Linked DNA regions of Homo sapiens: regions 2 and 3 are each linked to region 1. A link is a loop called in an ENCODE intact Hi-C map of the cell type or tissue named here. Cell type or tissue: heart left ventricle. All regions are shown on one strand. Each heading gives the region's core, and the rest is flanking DNA. Links, peaks and the distances in the headings are about the cores only.

Region 1 (7,630 bases), core at 1,284-6,283:
CCAGCTCTTGGCTTCTGCTCTTTTCTCTGCCAATGAGGCTGTGCTGTCTATTACTGAGTAACAATATTACCATATACTTAGCACCTTTAAACAATACACACTTATTATCTCATAATTTCTGTGGGTCAAGAATTCAGGTGTGGCTTAGCTGGGTCCTCTGAAAGGCTGCAATGAAGATGTCAGCCAGGACTGTGGTCTCAATCCAAGCTTCAGCTAGAGAAGGATCTGCTTCCCAACTTCGCATATGTTGGTAAGATTCAGGCTCTTGCAAGTGATCGGACCAAGGCCCCCAGTTTGTTGTTGGCTGTTGGCTGGAGGCTGCCCTCAGTTTCTAGCTGGTTGTGGGCAGTTGCCTTGAGTTCCTTGCCACATGAGCCTCCTCAACATGAATGCTTGCTTCTTCAAAGCTGGTGAGAGAGAGGCTCTTCTAATAAGATGGACTGTACAAGCTCACATTATGTAATCACAGAAGCAACAGCTGTCACCTTTGTTATACTTTATTGCTTAGCATCAAGTCACAATTCCTGCTGATACTCAAAAGGTAGGGATTACATCAGGGCGTGGGCACCAAGAGGTGGGGATCATGGGGCCACTTTAGCCTCTGTCTCCACCCATCTCCTTCTCCCAACCTCCCTGTCCACTCTAGAAACAGCAACCTAGTAAAATTCATGAAAGCTTCCCTTAGTCACCTCAACCACAGGGCTTTGCTTACATCGTTCTTTAGTACTTCATTCATTTATTCAACAAAATACATATTGAGCATCTGCCGTATGCCTGGAGCTAGAGGTAGTATAGTATAATGGTTAAGGCTTCAAGTTCTGGAATCAGAGTCTCTTGTTCCAAATCCTGGGTCTCCACTTCATGCTGGGTCTCAATAAACTCATCTCTAAATAACACTAGGAGATTTGTAAGTTTGAAGGTTAATTTTATGTGTCAACTTTCCTGGGTCATGGGGTGCCCAGGTATGGGGTCATACATTATTGTGGGTATTTTTGTAACATTTAATGTTAATCTCATCCAAAATTAATAATAAGGTGAGTGGGCTTTATCCAGTAAGTTGAAGTCCTGTGTGGAACAAAAGTCTGACCCTCCCCCTAGTAAGAGAGAATTCTTCCTATTTGGTGGCCTTTATCAGAACTTCCTGGTTCTATGGCAGCTGTCATCCTTCTGACTTGAACCGGAACATCAGCTCTGCAGATTTTGGACTTGCCAGTCTCCATAACTGTATAAGTCAATTCCTTATACTAAATCTCTTTTTATATATCCCCTATTGGTTCTGTTTTTCTGGAGAACTTGACTCATACAGTTAGGCTAAATGAAATCACACATGTAGAAAACAGCATGGAGCTGGGCTCCTAGTAAGAAATCAATGAAGATTAAATTTTATTTTAGGGGCTGGAGAACCAGTAATGATTCAGTGGGCTGTTGTCCAGCCTTCATGGAGCCCATGCAGCCTTTCTCATGAGTGATTGCGTGTGTGCCGTACCTCCCCAGCAGGGCTCCAGGGACGTGTCTGAGAGCAGATCACACTGTTTGTCTTCTCTGTCACCTGCCTTGCCCCTAGCTTGGGTCTGGAACACTCAGGGCTTCAGTGACTGGGCGCAGGATGGATGCCCTCCAACCCAACACCCCTTGGCAGTATGCCATCGGCAACAGGGCAAATCTACTTGATGCCAGTCCTCACGCCCCCTCCGTGCAGCCAGCCACGCTGGTTTTCCAGCTTCCACATTTGTCATGTAGTGTGCTCAGATGCTCCGTTCTTCCTCTTCATTCTGTGGATGAGAAATTATGGCCAACCAAGAGTTCTGCCTTCCTCCTTCCGTGCTTGCTGCTTGATGAAAGTGGGTTGCTAGTGTGTCATGTGGATACATTTCTCAGTCTGAGAACACAGGGAGTGGTGCTGAGAGTGAGTGGGCAGAGGGTGAAGGGTGGTGCCTGGGAGGGGAGAGCTAGAGCCTCTGAAACCACATGGTGGACATTTGCCTTTGATTGTTTGCTTGCCCGGAATCTGACCTGTGCTCTCCTACGTTGTGAGAATCCTCACTGTGTGCGTCTTACTGGGAGGCAGGGCTCTGTCATACACAGTGAAAGCCAGAGGCCCAGACTGCCCTTTCTCTAAGTGCTGGCATCCAGGGCCTGGGCACTAAGGCAGATTTGGTTTTAGGCTGCTGGCTTGGGTTAGTTTAGGATAACTCTGGTTATTTCGGGTTATTGCAGAAGTCCTAGACAGATTGGAGAGATCAGCCCATCAAGTATATGCTGATCTGGGGTTCATAGAGAATCCAAAACAGTATACTCTCTGCAGTCAACATTTTCTCAGCTCAGACTTTGCTTCCCAACATCCTTTTATTTCTTTTTTGTAGGGAAGCTGAGGGAGAGGGTAAAACTGCAATTAGCTGCCTGCCCTTACTGTCTGGGCCTGTACCCAGCTCATCGGGACTGTGTTCGCAGTGTTCACATGGTAAACGTGTCACCAGGGGCAAACTGCAGCCTCAAAGGCAGGGAGTGGGATAGGAAAACTGGGCTATAAATAAGTCAGAAAAGCAGCTTTTTGAAAAAGGAGTGGCTACTTACAAAACTTAGGATTCTCGAACTGGAAAGAACCTTGGAAATTTAGAAATGGAATCAGAGTTGGAATCTACCTCAGGAGTTTAGGCCAATTATGCGAATTCCTTTCTTTTTGGAGTGATTGGCTGAGGCGTGGGAATATGACTTCACCCTAGCCAATGAGATGGAAAGGGGAGCCTGGGAGGACATCTGGGAATGTTTCCTTCATTCATAAAAAAAAATACCAAATACTTGCTTTTTCCTATATCTGAGTGCGTTTGTATGAGGGAATGTCACCTGCAGCCGTGGGTGCCATCTTGGACCAGGAAGGGGAACCCAAGAAAATCCCAGATAAGCTAACCCGGAACTCACCCAATTTAAAGACTCACCTTCAAGCAGACTTCAAAATCCCGATACAATACATTCCTTGACTTTGTCTGACTCCTTCCTGGACACCCCTAAGACTCAGTGGAAGTAGCACTCTCCCTTGCTGAGGTAAGAATAAATACAGTTGTTTCTTATCAACAGGTTGCTTTGGTGATTTTTGGGGAGCCAGCATTAGACACCAGCAAACAATAGGAAAAATTAGTGGGATGTTGTCCAGGCTTCATGGAGCTCATGCAGCCTTTCTCATGAGTGATTACGTGTGTGCTTTACCTCCCCAGAGGGACTCCCTCGTCTCCCTCATTTACTCTGGCTTGTAGGGGAAGATCATGCTCCAGCCCTTTGAGTTGCCATGTGTCTTCCTTCCACAGTTTCCAAGGGGCCTCCGGGGGCCTGTCTCCTTTCACACTCTCTTGTCTTCTTGCAACTTGGACTTTTCTCCCTGGAGCTGGAGAAAGGAGAAGCCATAGAATTGCCTGACCTGCCCACCCCCCACCCTTCCCACCCTTCCCCACCCTCGTTCATGTGATACCGTTTCTTTTACTCAAATGCTTTTTTTCTCTCTCCCAATACACAGATGATGGAATATAGGAATACCGGTAGACACATAGGCAGAGATTGCTTTTTCATCCCAGGAGGCTCAGCATTTTCCCACTCAGTTATTGAGCTTTTACAAGCCGCTGTTCAGGATGGTCAGACTCAGTTTTTTAGCACACCAGTAATTGCTTCTTTCTTTTTTCTTGGGGAAATTTTAGGCCACACTTTCTGTAGCAGCCCATGCTCCAATTGGACTAGCTGTGGAACAATTAGTTTCATAAATGAATGTGTCTGGAAAATGGATTCCAAAGTCCTCTGTCTGGTGTGTGACCTTGAGCTGTGTGATCTTGGACGAGTCCCTTTTTTTTTTTTTTTTTTTTGTGAGCCCAGGTTCCTCCTCTGTCAAAGAGAGAGTTGGGCTAGATGATCTCCGAGGGCTCTATGGCTCCTTGAGATCCTGCAGTTCATTGATTCTATGCCTCAAGGGGAAAGCATTTAGAGGGAAATGATTTGTTTTTAATTATAGAAACAAAACACGCTTCTTATTGTAAAAATTAGAACAAGTCAAAAGTATGCAAAACCTAACACATTGGTGTTCCTTCTTTGCTCCATAAATTCCCCTAGAGAGAGTCTTTTGGGGGCAGTATTTGCCAAGAGCACTCAGTGCCTGCTTTTTGATGATGTTGACACCAATGACTTCCAATTCACTGAGATAACTAAGGGCTGTTTTGAGAAGCAACTGTTTGTGTTCTTATCGTTTCCCTTTCCTTTGGAGGAAAATTGCAGAAGTTTTTTTGTGTTGTTTAAGGGTTGCAAAGCTCTGCTGCCTGTGACCACGCCTATGTCTTTGTCAGAAAATAGGACACATAATCCTGGCCTTAGCCCAAGACTCAGATTTGTGAGGTGCGTGTCTTCAGGAGGGCCTGTGACCAGGGTGCTGACTGTCCCACAGAGCCATGGGCTGGACACGCAGGTCCAGAGATTAGGTCCTAGCACAACAATATTGATCTCAGCACTTTAGTCTTCCTATAAACATGAACATTACCTTGTTATGTGTGTCTAAAGTTTTAATCAATTGCAGTTGGACTCTGTAGCAGAGAACTGAGAAAATACCAAGTGTTGGAGAACAACAATGAAAAGCACTTTTATTACCTGCCATTCTGGGGAAGCAGCCCATTAGGGAGACATAGATCAAGGGCATTGGCTACCAAAGTTCTCAGCCACATGCTTAATCCCTTAGATTACAGCTCATAGCTGCCTCAATGAGGGTCAGACCCGAGGAAGGAAGATAAATAGAATCCAGTGTGGCCCCAGGAAATTTGGGCAGGGCCATGCAGATGTGGGTGTGAGGTGAGGCTCAGTGTTGAGGAAGGGGTCGGGCGGGGAGAGTTGTATTCAAGGAAGGGGGATGTATTAAACTGTTTCTCCTCACCAGAGAGCAGAGGGAAGGAAGAGAGTAGAAGGCTGATGGGGCATTCTAAGGGTTAGATAGGGAAACTGATGGAGTGACAGTTGGCTGAACCTGGCCCATGGTGGAGAGCAGGCCAAGCCACACAGCCAGCCCCTGCCTCGATCCTTGAAGGCCCTGGAGAAGCTCACTGGGGTTAAAGAAGCAGGGGGCAAGGCCAGGCGCCATGGCTCACGCCTGTAATCCTAACACTTTGGGAGGCCGACGTGGGCGGATCACAAGGTCAAGAGATCGAGACCAGCCTGGCCAACATGGTGAAACCCCATCTCTACTAAAAATACAAAAATTAGCTAGACATGGTAGCGCATGACTGTAGTCCCAGCTACTCAGGAGGCTGAGGCAGGAGAATCGCTTGAACCCGGGAGACGGAGGTTGCAGTGAACCGAGATGGCACCATTGCACTCCAGCCTGGCAACAGAGCAAAACTCCATCTCAAAAAAAAAAAAAAAAAAAAGAAGCAGGGGGCAAAAAGTACAAGATGTTAAAAGACTGTGCCATAATACTACTAACTCATTCATTCAGTTACTCAGTCATTCATTTGTCTACCCAACAAATGTTTATTAAGCCCTTTCTATATGCCAGATGCTGTGCTAGGCCCTGGGGATATAATGGTAATAAGACAGCTGTGTCTCCTGCTCTTATGAAGGCTGCAGTCTAGTGGAGGAGATTGCGGTTGAATTAATTCCAAGGTGAAAGGCCAGGCAGAGGGGCGGCAGTAGAGAGGGTGGGGGCCTGGGGGCCTGGGCAGGGTCAGAGAGTGACCAGTACTGCAAGCAAGAGGGCAGAGGGAGTAGGTGCTTGTGAGGTGTAAACAGTATGAGGTGGCCTTGGGAAGGTTGTGGGGCAATCCTAGGGAGGCATGGTGGTCCTAGGGCAGGGCTGCAGCTTCTGGAAGAGTCTGACAGGTGTACCCTGCCAGAACTGGTCCTGGATTGGACCTGTGGGAATGGAGAGGGAGGGGTGATGATGATTGACCTCTGGGTTATGGCTTGGGGGTCTCACAGGATGTTAAGATGGGAGGTGGGGATGGGGTGAGGGTGGGGAGGAGTGGCACAGAGATGCTGCCCTAGTCACAGCTCCAGGTTGCACAGTCCCATGGCCCCGATTCCAAAATTGGAGGCGCTTCAGGTTGAAAGCACCTCCTCTCTGCAAAGCCCCAGGGAGACAAGAGGCTAGCAGTCTCTCTGCTCTTCCTGAGGATTAATTCATTCTGAATGTTTTCTTCTCAAGAATGAATTGAGATAACCAAAATTAGGAATTGGAATTTGAAAGGGGAGACTTCAGGGCACTTCCTTAAAAGGAAGGGAAGGTGAAGTGGATGGAAGATACCAGGAGTGACAGGGAGTGGGACAGTGCAAAGAATTTGAACAACCTCTAGGAAAATCTATTTTTTCTATGATCTCACCTGGCACTGGATATTCTCTGTGCTGTTTCCTCACCTGTAAAATGGAGGCAGCAATGTCATCTCACAGGACTGTGGTGAGAATTAAATCATAACCCCAAGCCCTTGAAGTACAGCATGGACTTAGTAAATGTTAGCACCCATCCTTCATGCTTGGCCTCCACCAGCCCCTGTGGAATAAAGGATATTATGAATTGCCCTGGCTCACCTTGGGGACCAAGAGAGAGAAGTATGCGGAAGTCCTTGGCAACCTGCACACACAGGTATACTTATCATTGAGATGATGGCGATTAATGACAACAATTTTCGTGAAATGTCACCCGAAGGGCCAGTAGGCTTGTAAGTAGCAGGGACAGCTGAGATCCCCATAGCAACTGTCTTCCCTATGCAACAAATACGGGTGGGAAACAGTGCAACTGTCTAGAGAGAGCTTGGGCGGTGGTCAGAAGGACTTGGAATTGAATCTTGACTCTGCCACCATGAGCTGCGTGACCTTATGAAACTACTTAATGTCTCTGTGTCTTATTTCTTCATCTGAACAACATAGATAATGCCATCTAGCTCACAGGCTGTCACCAGCAAGAGACCTAGTATGTAGAACTTCCAGTGCACAGCAGGCAGAATAGCATCGTGTAGGGTCCAGGTTAAGGAGTGACTTAAGTTCATGGGGCCTCAGGGTCCTCAGCTGTGAAATGTGGATGTTAATAGTAGCTACTTCCTAGAGTTTGTTGATTAAACACATCATGTAAGGAAAGCACATAGAACAATGCCCAACAGTCATTGTTAGTTATCAAAGTAGGTGCTCCAGATGGCTCTTCCCTCATCGCAGGCCTCTTCTGACTCCCACCTGCGACATTTACCCATGGGAAGGAGGCTCCTTTAGTACAGGAGTTTCCTGGAATCCAGAGAGGGTTTTTGTCCCATCTCATGGTCCCTGTAGGGAGCAGTATGAAAATTGTTAGAGAGGTAAGGCTGAACTCAGAATCTTCTGGTAGCCTTGACAAAGCCAGTGGTGCTTTTATGAATCTTAGGCCTTTCCCTCCTGTAGGTGGAAGGGATATTAGCCCGGGTTCTCTAGAGAAACAGAACCAACAGGGTGTGTATATATACATCTGAGAGAGAGAGAGAAAGAGAGAGAGAAAGTGGCGTAGGCTGGCAGGCTGGAGATCCAGGAAAGAGTCTGAGTCCAAAGGCAGCCTGCTGGGAGAATTCCTTCTTGCTCAAGGGAGGTTAGTTTTTGTTCTATTCAAACCTCCAGCTCATTAGATGAGGCCCACCCATGTTATGGAGGG
Region 2 (7,630 bases), core at 1,406-6,405, 170 kb after region 1:
GAGGCTCCGAGGCTCTGGAAGACAGGGAGACCACGCCAGGGAAGGAGACTGGGTCCTGAGTGGGTGTGCACAGCAGCACCCTCCCGCAACCTGTCCTGGACAGGGTCTGAGGCAGCAGCGTGCACTGAATGAAGCCCCTGAGACTTCAGGGTTGAATGTCACGGCAGTTGGCAAGTCCCCACTGACACAGACAGGTTTATTTTGGGCGTCTTCACCAGGACTCAGCCAGGCCTGCCGTGTGTCAGGGCAGAGAACCACGCATGTCGGCACCTGGCTTGCATTTTAATAAAAGTTATGATTGGAGTTGTATGGGCTTAAGAAAAAACATTCAAACACTGAGTGAGAAAATCTGGCACGCACCTTCCCTAATGACATTCTCCAAGTAACAATTTTAAAAAAAGGTAGAGGCCACGCACGGCGGCTCACACCTGTAATCCCAGCACTTTGGGAGGCCAAGGCGGGCAGATCACGAAGTCAAGAGATCGAAACCATCCTGGCCAACACAGTGAAACCCTGTCTTTACTAAAAATACAAAAATTAGCCAGGTGTGGTGGCGGGTGCCTGTAGTCCCAGCTACTCGGGAGGCTGAGGCAGGAGAATCACTTAAACCGGGGAGGCAGAGGTTGCAGTGAGCCGAGATCATGCCACTGCACTCCAGCCTGGGCAACAAGAGCGAAACTCCATCTAAAAAAAAAAAAAAAAGAAAAGGAAAGAAAAGAAAAAAGAAAGGAAAAGAAAAAGAAACGAAAGAACAGCAGCCTTCCTTCCTGCTAGCTGTGAAGGAATGGCTCTGAGTCTCTACGTTGTTCCCAGTTCCAGAGAGGCACCCTCGTGTGTCAAGAGAAAAATATCTAAAAATCTTAAAAGATCATTTTTGAGATTGTGAAATGCGTGTGTGATGGTGAGTTCCTCGCGTCTGCAGAAGTCTGCTGCCACTTGATTGACTTGGCTTCCAAGGCTGGTTCTGTGGAGAGCCGTCCCACCCAGGTGCTCAGCCTGGAGTTGAGATCCACCCCAGGGTTCTGGATGCAGGGGTCAAGAGTCCACCTCCCTCAAACAATTCTAGTCAAGTGTGCTTTCCAGAAACGGAAATCTTTACTATTTTAGCACAAATAGAAAAATAAACACGCATTGCACACGTTTGCCTCCCCACCCCCTGCAGAAATAAACACCCCACTAGAGGACATAATCCGGAGCAAGGCTGCGGGAGACATCCAGGCTTTGACGCTGGCCTGGTGCCTCATAGAGGCAGCGTCGCACGGCGGTTAGTCACCTGGGCTTTGGCATTAGGCCGTCAGGTCCAGAAACTCTGCTGACCACTGGGCAGCTGCCTGTGGCTTGGGGAAGTTATTTCAGTTCTCTGAGCATCAGATTCTCCATCTATAGATAGATGTGGTGATAATAATAACATCACTTCCCGCAAAGGGTTGTATGTGATGAAACAAAATCATGCATAGAAAACACTTAGCAGGCCGGGCGCGGTGGCTCACGCCTGAATCCCAGCACTGTGGGAGGCCGAGGCGGGTGGACCACAAGGTCAGGAGATCGAGATCATCCTGGCCAACATTACTAAAAATGCAAAAATTAGCTGGGCGTGGTGGCACTTACCTGTAATCCCAGCTACCTGGGAGGCTGAGGCAGGAGAATTGCTTGAACCCAGGAGGCAGAGGTTGCAGTGAGACAAGATCACACCACTGCACTCCAGCCTGGGTGACAGAGCAAGACTCTGTCAAAAACAAAAAAGAAAGAGAGAAAGAGAGAAGGAAGGAAGGGAGGGAGGGAGGGAGTGAGGAAGGAAGGAAGGAAGGAAGGAAAGAGAGAAAGAGAGAAGGAAGGAATAAAGGAAGGAAAGAAAGAGAAAGAAGGAAGGAAGGAAGGAAAGAAAGAAGGAAGGGAGGAAAGTAAAGAAAGAAAGGAAGGAAGAAAGAAGGAAAGAAAGAAAGAAAGAAAGAAAGAAAGAAAAGAGAAAACAGCAGAGCCCGTAGTGAACACTCAATCAAGATGAGCCATTATTACCTCCTCCTGCTAAATTCGACTTTCCTTCCTCACTTCAAGAACTTCCAACTCTCCCTATTGCTTCAGTTGCTGGTGAGCTGTTTGCGGGACCCCTGTGTCCCCTGGGTGTCCTCTGGGTTCTCCTGCCTGTGTTCCTCTCGCTGCTGCCCAGACACCAACCCCAACTGTCCTGCTGAGAGCAGGGTGGAGTGCTGCTGTGTGCGTTCCACCTGGACACCAACCAGTTTCCATTCTGTGAAATTTCCTCTTCTTCCTTGGCTTTCATTTCCACCCACTGAAAACATTTGTGAGTTATTTTCTTTGTTTAACAAACATTGAGTATGCATGTAATACAGTTTCGCATTTCTAGCCTAATTATTATTCTAAATCATCACTTAACTTTCATATGTAATGTTTACTGATTTTATAGCAACTGTATATATAATTAATCAGTGTACTTTGGATTACTAGTTTTTGATACTAGTTTTTGATACGCGCTGTATTTGTTAGTCCTTGGAAATCTTGATGAACAAGCTATTATGCTTACATAATACGATAATGACATGGAAATAGGTTCGCTGCAAACATAGGGAAAAGCTGTCCAAGAAGCCCTTGGCTCTTCTATCTTGGCTCTGGGGGCTCTTGGCCTGGATCCTGTCACCTGTAGACACTGGAATAAGCGTGTTATCCAGCAGACCTCAGTGAGCTTTGGGGGAAGACCCAGAAAGCCCTAGCTGCGTGAGACGGCCCAGCCTTTCCCTTTCTCTGGCACTTGCTCGGCCTCTCCTGGCAAAACATCCCAGCCTGGATTCAGCCACCATCCAGATGCTGAGCCCCACCCCAGACCCTCTAAAGAGGAGGGCTCTATGCAAGTTGGCCTGTGGTATTTGCTGAAGGGAAGCAGATCCTGTCTGCTTTGTTATCAGCAACCCCAGATGACCCCAGCTCTCATGTGTGTGATTGAGAAACGCTTCCTGCTCGTACAGAAGCCACACAGGGGTTGGTGGGAGTGTGCAGCCTCCAGGTGAGTGTGTGTGTAAGTGGAGTGTCAGGTGGAGTCTCTTCAGCCTCTCTCTCTCTTTCTTTCTCTCTCTCTCCTCTCTCTCAAAGATTGTTTGACTTGGATTTTCACGACACTATCACACACAATGTCCCAAATGATTCTCAGAACAGCCCAGAGAGCTGCACAAGGGAAGAAGCTTGTGAATCTCACACCAGATGTGCCAGAGGCCGGAGGCTGCACTCTGCCTCTCATCCCATGGGAAGGGACAGGCACCCAGGAGCACTGTCCTGCCTCCTCTTCCTCCAGCCCACGCTTCGAAGAGCTATGACCTTGTCCTTAAGGGCTTTACAGGACCTCGTGGCTCCCTAAAGCCTGAGGCCCAAGTCCCTCACTTTTATGTGCTTTGATGGTCTTGCCACCTTCTTTGTTTGTTTGTTCATTTGTTCATTCATTCATTGAAAGAACATTTCCTGAGTTTTCTGGAAGAAGATGGGACACATTGGAAGAATAGATGTCTGGGAATGCTCAGACCAGATCAGTGTGGATAGTGACTGGGGAGTTGGAGGGTTGCAAAGAAGTCTGAGGCAAGGAGCCCAGTTAGAAGGGTGTATTAGTCAGGGTTCTTTTGAGGGACAGAACTAATAGGATAGATAGATATATAAAGGAGAGTTTATTAAGTATTAACTCACACGATCACAGGGTCCCACCATAGGCCATCTGCAAGCTGAGGAGCAAAGACAGCCAGTCCGCGTCCCAAAGCTGAAGAACTTGGAGTCGTATTAACCATCACAGAGGGTGTTGTCAGTCTAGAGGAGAAAGGGTAACGTCCTAAAATAAGGTGGTAGCAGAGTGGTCAGCATGGCTGGGGAAGCACCATGGGTCAAAGTAGCCAAAGCCCACGGTTTTCAGCCCTGGTTCTAGAGTCAAATACAAAGCCCCAACTCTCCTGATTATATCCGCCCCCTGCCCCAGGAATGGTTCTGGGGCTCTGCTCAGGGCTGGTGCATACTCCCTCTCTCTGAGGCCTCGCCCCATTAGTTATCAGCTCTGACTTCCACCAGCCACTCCCAGGCCTTTTTCTACAGACCTCGTTATTTTAACAATGACATTCTTGGGGCCCCTGGTGGCAGTTTGTTGCTAATAAAAAAGGTCTGGGTTGCAGATGCTTCCCCCAACTGTGCCCATCTCCCTCTCAGATACTGCGTTAAACCTACTTCAGGACCGGGCAAGGGGGCTCATGCCTGTAATCCCAGCACTTTGGGAGGCCGAGGCGGGCGGATCACGAGGTCAGGAGATCGAGACCATCGTGGCTAACACAGTGAAACCCCGTCTCTACTAAAAATACAAAAAATTAGCCAGGCGTCGGGATGGGCACCTGTAGTCCCAGCTACTCGGGAAGCTGAGGCAGGAAAATGGCATGAACCCGGGAGGCGGAGGTTGCAGTGAGCCGAGATCGCGCCACCGCACTCCAGCCTGGGCGACAGAGTGAGACTCCGTCTCAAAAAAAAACAAAAACAAAACAAAAACAAAAAACAAACAACAACAACAACAAATAACTGACTTCCGAAGCTCGGATGGAACTGATTCATTTTACAGAATCCTGGGACTGGGTCTCCTTTGTTGCCCTACCCACCACCTATTTTTATTGCTTTCTTGGGGCTTAAGAATCTTGACTCCATCGGCCGGGCGAGGTGGCTCACGCCTGTAATCCTGTCACTTTGGGAGGCCGAAGCGGGTGGATCACGAGGTCAGGAGATCGAGACCATCCTGGCTAACATGGTGAAACCCCATCTCTACTAAAAATACAAAAAAACTAGCTGGGCGTGGTGGCACACGCCTGTAATCCCAGCTACTCGGGAGGCTGAGGCAGGAGAATTGCTTGAACCCAGGAGGCGGAGGTTCCAGTGAGCTGAGGTCGTGCCATTGCACTCCAGCCTGGGCAACAGAGTGAGACTCCGTCTCCAAAAGAAAAGAATCTTGACTCCATCTTTCCATACAAGCCTCCACTTTATTGGGAAATGCCAATTACTGAATCAATAAAAGAGATGTGTGCTAATTTGCAGGGCATTGTAAGGCAGAACAGGGACTGGTGCTGAATGTTCCAACTGAAATTAATAAGGAAAAAAACTAGGTAGAAAATTTAAAAGCCAGGTGCAGTAGCATGTGCCTGTAGTCCCAGATACTCTGGAGGCTGAGGTAGGAGGATCACTTGAGCCCAGGGGTTCGAGGCCAGCCTAGGCAACATAGTGAGACCCCCATCTCTTAGAAAAAAATTGTATTGAAATTAAAAATGTTGGGATGGGCAATGAATAAACTTTGCTGTTTTCAGTTTTTGAGATAAAGGAAATTGAATATGGGAATATCTCAAAACAAGGGGAGTTTCAAAGGTGTGTGGTGCCGGAAGAACCATTGTTTGCTGCAGTGAAATAGGCTGAACACGGAGTTTGTGCCCCCAAGTTTGAGACGCTTGCCCAGAGGCTGCACCATTGCCTTGCTCCAGCTGACAAGGGCTTTGGAACGGGCAAAAGTGAGTCCTGGGCCGCACTGGCTTCTAGGCTCATCCGGCCTTGACAGGGGGGACTGAAGGAGGGAGTAAGGGGAGAGGAAAAGAGCTGTTTGGTGGGAAGAGGAAGTCTTAAACACAGTCACGCCCCCAGACACAGGGAGGGAATTAGAGGGTCTCACTTTCAAGAGTCCTCCCCATTTTCATGAAGTCTGTTTTAACATAAAATCAGAGAATCTTAAGCTAAAAAGAGGCAGTCGAGGGCGCTTGGTCCAATCACTACCTAAGAATGTTTGAATCTATGTTCAAATCTCTTCTGCCACGTCCTTGACAAAAGGCTCTGTCTTCTGCTCGAGCACCTCTCGGAACAGATCGCTCGCCACCTCCCAAAGGAGCATAGATGTCGTCGGCAACCCTGGGGAAAGTAAGGTACTTCATCACGCCTTGTGTTCTGCATTTTGTACCTCCGCCTGCCCGTCCCAGCTCAGATGAACAGGGCTTCGGAGCACAGAGCAGCTTGCTCTTCCCAGGATGTCCTTCCAGGCCTCTTCTGCCACTTCTCCCTCACTCCAACCCCCAAGGATCCTCAGCTTTCCTCAGATGTCCCAGTCTTCTGCCTGTCATCACCTGGAAACAACCCGGCATGTTATTGTCCCTACTACCGGGTGATGCGGAGAGCCTCACCTGACCCTCCTGATAGGCCAGGTGTGGATGGAAGACAGCAAGCTGCTCCCTTTACCACAGCCACCATTCCTCTCCTGGGCCCCAGGTGCTCCAGCTGGCTCCTCTCACAGCCGATTAAGCCTGCATCTGGTTGACCAAGACCACAAGCCTTCCTCGGGTGTGCTGACCTTAACTCCAGGCCCTCTGTCTGGCAGGTTTTGCAGATCCCCGGAGGGGCTTCAGTCATCTTCTAGCCAGAGAGTGGAGAGAAGGGGCCAGTCAGCAGCTCGGTCTGTCCAAGGCAAGAGTCAACGTTGACGAAGGAACAGAAAGTAGTGGAGGGCTGCCAGCCCCAACCTGGGGAAACAGAGAGAGGGAGAGCGGTGGGGTGCTGGGAAACGCTGCTCACTGGGAGTCAGGACACCTGGGCCCCATCTCAGCAAGCCTCCCCACCTCCTGTTTGGAACCACTTTTGAGTCCCTCCCAAGGAGAAGGAATCTAGCTGCTCCTGTGCATGGTTGAACTGCCGTCACCACCACGGCCGGACAGGGATGAAGATGGGCCTACAGCTGTGTGTGGCCCGTGGTGGGATTTTTTTTCATTTCTCTGGCCCCATGGCTTATCACAGTGCCTGGGCCATAGCTGTGCTCAGAATCTATCTTTTCGCAAAGCAGTGAGTTAAAGGAATACTGGGACTCGCCAGGGCTCCCATGGCCGACAGATAGCAGAGCCAGAATCCAGGTCTTGGCGAGTCTCCCTCTTCTCATGGCCTCAAGCCAACTCAAGTCCAAATGGGTCAGTGGCAGGTTAGCTCATCCCTGTGTACGCCCTGGGCTGCGTACACAGAACCCGCTCAGTGAGTCCACCCTCACTTCTCATTACTGTGAGCCTGAATGTGTCGTTTTAGCACGTGCATGGGGAGACCACCAGGGTGTAAGGAGAATAGGGTGGGCCAAGTGTGGAAACCCAGCAGTTCATTCTGGGAGGGCACTTGACCTGTGTTTAGCATTTGCTTTTCTTTGCCCTCTTTTACAGTAGGGCGGATCCTTCATAAAATAGAGACATCCTGGTCAGGTGTGGTGGCTCACCCCTGTAATCCCAGCACTTTGGGAGGCCAACATGGGCAAATCACGAGGTCAGGAGTTCAAGACCAGCTTGGCCAACCCTGTCTCTACTAAAAATACAAAACTGTCTCTACTAAAAATACAAAAAATTAGCTGAGTGTAGTGGCAGGCTCCTGTAATCCCAGCTACTCGGGAGGCTGAGGCAGGAGAATGGCGTGAACCCGGGAGGCGGAGCTTGCAGTGAGCCAAGATCGCGCCACTGCACTCCAGCCTGGGCAACAGAGTGAGACTCCGTTTCAAAACAAACAAACAAACAAACAAAAAAATAGAGGCATCCCAAAAAGCAGATGCCAAGCTAACTGCCCTGAAGTTAAATCACTCTCCTGTTTACTCAGAGGAACG
Region 3 (7,630 bases), core at 917-5,916, 68 kb after region 1:
GAAGGGAGAAAGGAGGGAGGGAAGGAATTTGTTGCGTCTAAGAGAACCAGTCATCAACAGAGCAACAAATACTGACTGAGTGTCCATATGTAATGGGCAATGGGCTGAATTCCCGGGGAGGGAGTGAAGGAGTGGGGATGGTGGGCAAGAAATGAATCTGATCCAACTACTGCTTTCAGTAAATTCACATTAATTTAGAGCCAGACAAGATATAAAAATACATAGCTCTCATATGAGAGAGACAGAGCTACTTTATCTACATCTATCTTCTTATTTAGACTGTGCTTTGTGCCAGAAAGTGTTAATACATAAAACATAACAAGGGAACATAATTTAAAAGAAGGAATAAAAGGAAAAAATAAGGGTAAGGGCATAAAAAAGGGGCCAGGAATGAGACTAAACTACGAGAACCATAAATATACATATAATGAGGGTGAACCCCAAATTTGACTCCAAGCTTTCTAACAGCTTCCAGGACAGGAAAGCCTGGGAAAAGGCCCAGTTCCTGGTGTCCATAAAACAAAAACTGACCAGTTGCTCAGGAGTGGTTTGGGCATCTCTCCCGAGGGTCCTAATTGAGAGAGCGCTGCGTGATGAAATGAGCCATGTCCCCCTAACACCTCTCCACAAAGGTCCTCACAGGGCGATGTCTTATGATGCCTCTCAGTGTAGGTGTATGGCTTTCCTCCTCCCCACCCCACTGCAGGGGTACAGCACAGAGTAACATGTGGTATCGGATTAGGACACTGAGCATTATTTATTTATTTATTTATTTATTTTTGAGACAGAGTTTTGCTCTGTTGCCCAGGCTGGAGTGCAGCGGCACAATCTTAGCTCACTGCAACTTCTGCCTCCTGGGTTCAGGTTCAAGTGGTTCTCCTGCCTCAGCCCCCTGAGTAGCTGGAATGTCAGGTGTGTGCCACCATGCCCGGCTTTTTTTTTTTTTTTTTTTTTTTTTTTTTTTTTTTTTTGAGACAGAGTCTCACTCTGTCACCCAGGCTGGAGTGCAATGGTGCAGTCTCGGCTCACTGCAGCCTTCGCCTCCTGTGTTCAAGCGATTCTCCCGCCGCAGCCTCCCGAGTAGCTGGGATTCTGCAGGCACGTGCCACCACACCCGGCTAATTTTTGTATTTTTAGTAGAGATGGGGTTTCACTATGTTGGCCAGGCTGGTCTCGAACTCCTGACCTCAAGGGATCCACCTGCCTTGGCCTCCCAAAGTGCTGGGATTACAGGTGTGAGCCACCATGTCTGGCCAGGGCACTGAGCATCTTGAAAGGGAGAAATGCTGGCCAGTTCAGAGATAGAGGGAAGGGGTCAGATTTGGACAAGTGGAGAGAGGTTGGGGTGAGGGAGAGCATGCTAAGTGAGCAAAGGCAGGTTGCGCAGGGCTCAAAGAATAGCAAATATTTGGTGACATAAGACTGCCCTTTTCCTCCTCTCTGCCTCCATGAGCAGGAGTCAAAAGGGCGCCCTAGGACTCTGCGTGCTCCTGTCTTGGCAGGAGCCCAGCCTCTCCAGAGGGAAAGTCTAGGCCTTTATTGCAGAGTGGCCACAGGAGGACTGAGGCAGCTGTGTTTACAGCAGTGGTCTCAACTAGAGGCAGCTCTGCCCCAGGGATATTTGGCAATGTCTAGAGGCGGCTGCCAATTGTCACAGTTGGAGAGGAGGCGCTGGTGGCATCAAGTGGGTAGAGGCCAAGGATGCTGCTAAACATCCTACAATGCACAGGCCCCAAATGTTAGTTGTAGAGGTTGAGGAACCCCGGGTTAGGGACAATCCTTAAGATGATGATGGTGATGACCACGCAGGATGGTGATTCCACTTACCCACGCTGCCAGTGACAGGACTCTCACCCATTTCCTCCCATGACCCCCACGCAATGTGGACGGTCACGATGGAAGAGGAGGTTGAAGCCTGGAGAGCAGGAGTGACTTATTCAAGATATGTTTGAAGCTGGAGTGTTTGTTTCTTCTCACTTCTCCTCCTCTTCCTCCTCCTTCTTGGCCGTCAGTGTCTGACTGATCCTTCCCTCCACAGCCTCCTATGTTGGGAGAATTTCCTAATGTACAAATCTAGAAGCTGAACAGGACAGACAACTCACTTACCCCATGTTCCTTGAGGCCTAAGTGTGGGCCAGTGAGCCTTACTCACCTCCAACTTTGAATCAGGAGCCAGTGACGGCAGTGAAGCTGGGACAGGGGCAAATTCTTTCCAGCCACTGTGGTGGTAGTGGTGACGGTGGTGATGGTGGTGGTGGTGATGATGGTGGTGGTGGTGGTGGCAGCAATGATGGTGGTGGCAGCGACATCCAGCATCCACCATGGGCAATATCGGAGGTGCCTGCTGAGCTCTCTGGGCTTTGTCAGGGAGAAGGCGGCAGCCCTGTCTCTGGGCTGGTTCTGTGGCTGTGGTTCCAGCTGCACGGGAACCTTTTGTTTCTTTTAGTTTTCCAGTCCTGCGGGCCAGCCGCCTTGTGAGCTACGTGATACCCTTTCACAGCATTCCTTCTTAGCTCCTATCAGCCGGAATCAGGTTTTGTGGCCTTCAGTGAAGAACCGTCACTGACGCGCTCTGTGCATGGCCTTGGGCTTCTCCGGAGCTCATTCTTGCTTCGGGCGTTCACCCTCTATAGAGCTCAGACGTAAAGTGAACGGGGTCCGTGCGGGGTCCAGTCAGAGTCTCAGCTACTGCTCAGGAGCGCTCGCCTCCTCCACGAGGCTCTCGGTGCATTCGTGTCCTCCAGCTCCTTCTTCCCTTAGGGCGAGTGCTCTCTGAGAGGCTTCTCTGCTCCCCTGCCCTGATGCCCTCCTTGGGCCATTGCTTTCTAGTTTGCCAGATGAACCCAGGTATGTATGAGTTCTTCCTGTGGATACAACTTGAATTTCCTTCCCAGAAGCCATGTTAACCCCCACAACACCTTCATTCCTAAGATCCCCCGTCTTAGGCTGGGACCATTCATTACGGCATGTGAATTTGCTGCTGCAGCCGAGCAGGGATGGGGACAGTGCAGTCACCTGGCAGCTCAGCCCCAGACCGCTGCTCAGAGAGGCCAGCAGCCTGTGGTTGCCGAGGAGACCATAGAGGGAGCTTCCAATCTGCTGGGAACGCCGGGGCTCCTTCTCAGCCCCAAAGGGAAGCCCAGCAAGGTTCAGATGAGTGGCACTCTATGCCTGGAGACTTGCACCCACTTCTCAGTGAGCTCCGAGAGTCGTGTGGCCTGCCTGTCCCCTGGAGCAGGTGGAGTCGTATTTCTTGTGGGCACTGGGACCTGGCATGCAGCCACAGGCTGTGGAAGGCAGTATGACACCAAATCCTTCCCTTGTGATACCCAGGCCACAGAGACAGAACAGGAAAGACAAGCTCCGGGAGCCCTGGGGAGGGGCTCAAGGACATCCCCCGGGCCATAAGCCTGGAGGGAGGTGCCTCCACCCCTGCCCGTCCGACAGACAGCCCATCAGCTCTGAGCTGCAGAAAAGCCAAGGCAACCCTGGCAGGGTCTGCGTTTACTTCTTTCACTTGCTTCTGCTCGGGGTGGAGGAGTGGGACTGGGGAGGCCAGCGGAGCCTTCCAATTCCTCCCCAGGGCAGAGGGGGAATGGAAGTCCTGGCGGTGGAGCTGGAGCTCCGCATCCTCCTGGCCCTGCTCAGTGGCTGTGGTGAGGGCCCCATTCTAGCCTGTGGTGAGGCCTTTCTTCCCTCCTGAAGTTCCCCCTAAAGCTAGTTCTCTTCGTTTCTCTCATTAACGGGTTCTCCCTTTTCACGTCGAGATAATTAGAAATGGCTTTCCCACCCATCCCAGATACATCTAAAAAGATGTTTGATGCAGCCTTGGGAAATCGTTGTATTGTCTTTGGTATGCCGACTTGTGAATATTTATAAGGGCAAATCTGGTTGGGAGCGGTGGCTCGTGTCTGTAATCCCAGCACTTTGGGAGGTCAAGGCCGATGGATCACTTGAGCTCAGGAGTTTGAGACCAGCCTGGCAAACATGGTGGAACCCCGTCTCCACTAAAAATACAAAAGTTAACCAGGCTTGGTGGTGCACACTTATAATCCCAGCTACTTGGAGGTTTGAGGCAGGGGGATCTCTTGAACATGGGAGACGGAGGTTGCAGTGAGCTGAGATTGTGTCACTGCACTCTTGCCTTTGCGACAGAGTGAAACTCCGTCTCACACACACAAAAAATATGGTCAAATCTATTAATCCTTGCCTTTATTGTAACTGCTTTTTCATGCCAAGAAAGGCTTCCCTTGTCTCAAGATTACATTAACTGTCTCTATGTTTTCTTATGTTTCTCTTCTGAAACCAGCTGGAATTAATATTGGTCCACAGAGTGAGATGGAGATGGAACATTATTTTTTCCTAAACAGCCGTTTGCCCCAGGCCTGCTGGTTGATTTCTCCTTTCTTCACTGATTTGCTATGTCAACTTGTAATAAAAGAACATTCTTATGTGTTCTTGGACTTTATTGTCTGGCTGCGTGTATTGATGTGTTTCTTTGTTTTGGCATCATTTGTTTCAGGGACATTTGCGAAGTCAAAGCAAAACACAACTGCTTTAACTAGTTGGGCTTCTTTGCAAGGCTGTACAATAAAAACCATCAGCTGTTGAGAATGCGACAGGGGTTGTTGGGGGTAGAGGGTGGCCTGGCACGGTGGGTGACAACTACTAGTCCTCCCCTGCTCGGCCAGCTTGAAGAGCGGTGACAAAAATGTCAGGCAGAAAGCCAGAGGAGGCCAGGCTGGGAGGACTTGGAGAAATCACCTTCTGGCCCAAGCTTTTTACTTCCCAGCTATGGCACCTGAGGCCCAGAGAGGATAAACAAGGTCCCCTGTGGTGGAACTTGGATAGGAACTCAAAGGGATCGTCCCCTGAGCTGTTTGTCCTGCATGCCTCTCTAGTTCTTGCCCTTTTCGCTGTCACCTGGCCAGCGACCTTGGCTTTAGCATGCCTCTCTCTGGTCTCCATCTCCTGTCTGGTTGACAGAACCCCTCAGGGTGAGGTTTATGTCACTTCTCTATTAAAAATCCTGGCTCAGTGATTCCCCACTGAAGTCAAACCCAGCCTGATGTTTAAGGTTTTTCACACTCTGGCACCCAGCTAAATGATCTCATTTTTCTCTTACATAATTTGTTAGCTCCAACCAGACAGACAGACACTGTCAGGTCCTGTATATTTCCCTCTGAACCCCTAATTGCCCTTCCTCTTCCTGGATTACCACCAAACCACACCCACTCTTCAAAGCCTAGTCCAAAGGTTAGCAAAGTTCTCCCAGTTCCTGAAAGATTAAGTCGGTTGCCCAAATTTCTCTTCCTCCATGGTGCCCAGGCCAGAAGACGTCTCTCCTTCCCCCGGAAGACACATTTCCATGGAGGCACCGCTTTTCAGGCATGTAACACTCTTTGCCTTTGTTGTCTGGCTGCTTCCTAGATTGTGCCCTCCTTGGGGACAGAAGCTGCCTTTCACATGTGTATCTTCTGTAGCACCTTGCGTTGTAGGTGCTAAATAATACATAATATAATATGCAGTATGTGCGAAATGATATAGGACAAGTAAATAAATAAAACATTTCCCCTCCCTACCACTCTCAGAACCTTTTATTACTTCTCATGAATTAGGATGAAATGTATTCCCAGGTTCCTGAATGACTTAATAAGCTCACCAAAGCACTGTAGATTTTTAGAGAGTTAGGGAAAGGAGTTGATGTACAGAATTGCAAATGCAATTCTATTTTCAAAAAGAGAGAGAAGATACACTCTGAAAACAATGATATAAAAGGCTGAAGTCCATTTTGGACAAAATTTTAGACTGTATTATTAAAAGGATGCATTATGTAATCCCAGCACTTTGAGAGGCCAAGGCGGGTGGATCACCTGAGGTCAGGAGTTCGAGACCAGCCTGACCAACATGGGGAAACTCCATCTCTACTAAAAATACAAAATTTAGCTGAGTGTGGTGGTGGGCACCTGTAATCCCAGCTACTCGGGAGGCTGAGGCAGGAGAATCGCCTGAACCCTGGAGGCGGAGGTTGCAGTGAGCTGAGATCACACTATTGCACTCCAGCCTGGGCGACAGAACGAGACTGTCACACACACAAAAGAAAGAATGTGTTAGGAGCGTTTAACACAGGTTCGTGCGGAATGCATGGTGATGCTAATGCACTGAAGACTTATGTGGCTCTCACAATATTTCATTTAACCCTCACAACAGCTTTCTGAAGAAAAGTTTGTGCTATTATTATATTCATTTTATGGCTGAGAGAACTGATTCAGAAAGGTTAAGTTGCCCCAAACTGCACAACTATGAATAACAAGTAAGACATGAATCCAGGGCCTTCTCTTTCCAAAGCTGGAGCTCCTTCTGTTACCCGGTGCTGCCTCTCTCAGGGGCCTGACATAGGGCTTGGCAAACAGTGAGTATTTAATTTTAGTCCTCCTCATTCTATGTCATAATGTGATAGGCCATGGACTGAATTATTCCACGTGGTGCAAGAAAGTAGCCAGTTCTGTCCTGGTCTAAGCTGAGCCATCCATGCCTGGGCCACGAGACCTAGAGGAGTCGGGTGAGCCAAGTTAGGTCCTGGGCTGGCCGCCTGGCTATCTTGCTTCTCTTGTAGGATAATGGCAGCTGCCTCATAGTGGAGGTTGTGACGATTACGTGTGGTAATGCAGAGAAAGCAAGGAGCACAGAGTCTGGGGCTTAGAAAGTGCTTGACAAATGCTGGTCTCCTTGTCTCCAGCTCTAAACACCAGAGGGGCTTGCCAAAGTGGACCGTGTTCACACAAGGGCCTCAGGGCAGCGGCTCAAATCCCTCTTCCTCGAAAAGCATCACCTGGAGATGTTCAGCCTGGAAAGCATTTGGAACCCAAAGCCCTGGAGCTCTGAAACAGTGTCCTCCAAACTCCTTCCAAAGCTGCCTGGTACCCAAAGGCTTCCTGGAGCTCACATTTTCCCCTGGGCACTGACATGGCTTTTTCTAAGCCAGTTAGATAAAATAGCAAAGGTCTAGAAGTGAGTCATTTGTGATTACTGATTTAATAATTTTTTTAACTCTAAAAGTGAAAAAAAAAACCCAAACCCCAAAATTGACCTCTAATGTAGACAGCTCTCTCCCAGTATTGCTTAACATGCATTCATAAATGTTGATACATTGTTGGGGTTTTCCCTCAAAACAAAAATCTGGGGTAACCCCTCAAGTGATTAGCCTAGCAGGACTGAGAGGCCCTGCCCCCCGTTCTCCTTGTGGGCCCTTTGCACCGCATGGCTGTTCACAGCCACCAAAAGCCTCATGTGCCTTCTGAGTCCTCTCCCAAGCACCCAACCTAAGTTACCAGAGGACTGGGAAGGAAAGGTAGGAGAATCAACCCCCCTCCCATCTGAGGGAGCCCACTCTAGGCATGTGATGCATTGCAGGATCAATGGCATATTGAAAACATCATAAAGATAACGCGTGTGCATCTTCTCCAGACACCCCTTCTTGCTAATCCGCAGAACACAAGACGGAGTGTGTTGCATTCCTTAGAGATGGAACCATTGCCTCTTCAGTAAGGAGAGACTTTCAGCCCAAGAACTACATTTGGGGAGGCCTGGTAGCTACCCAACTTCACAGACTCTCAGCTCCATAGTGTCG

The links. A loop is a pair of places that touch in the nucleus more often than their neighbours do. Peaks named below come from ENCODE experiments on the same cell type or tissue, not always from the same donor. Only the 100,000 strongest peaks of a DNase experiment are listed, where the experiment ranks them.
Region 2: it touches region 1 in a loop (2.7-fold over the local background); 6 of 110 quality-filtered maps call a loop at or near these places.
Region 3: it touches region 1 in a loop (2.0-fold over the local background); 10 of 110 quality-filtered maps call a loop at or near these places.

Annotation. Positions count from the first base shown.
Region 1 is chr3:194,781,267-194,788,896 of GRCh38, forward strand. All of the region lies in intron 3 of LOC105374292 (a long non-coding RNA gene), which reads left to right. LINC01968 (long intergenic non-protein coding RNA 1968) reads left to right here. Exons shown (of 4, transcript NR_037891.1): 4 at 1-902. Among named protein-coding and RNA genes, the nearest start is that of LINC01972, 16 kb to the left of the region's middle. RefSeq lists an enhancer at 1,367-2,566. In heart left ventricle, for the core only: a CTCF peak has its summit at 4,099; no DNase peak of the experiment used is centred there; H3K27ac peaks cover 1,341 bases.
Region 2 is chr3:194,950,222-194,957,851 of GRCh38, forward strand. No RefSeq gene overlaps it. Among named protein-coding and RNA genes, the nearest start is that of XXYLT1-AS1, 140 kb to the right of the region's middle. In heart left ventricle, for the core only: a CTCF peak has its summit at 4,109 (motif pointing left); a DNase peak (open chromatin) is centred at 2,790; H3K27ac peaks cover 1,696 bases.
Region 3 is chr3:194,849,977-194,857,606 of GRCh38, forward strand. LOC107986173 (a long non-coding RNA gene) reads right to left here and starts at 3,924. Exons shown (of 3, transcript XR_001741086.2): 1 at 2,153-3,924; 2 at 1,828-2,042. In heart left ventricle, for the core only: no CTCF peak of the experiment used is centred there; a DNase peak (open chromatin) is centred at 3,276; H3K27ac peaks cover 1,452 bases.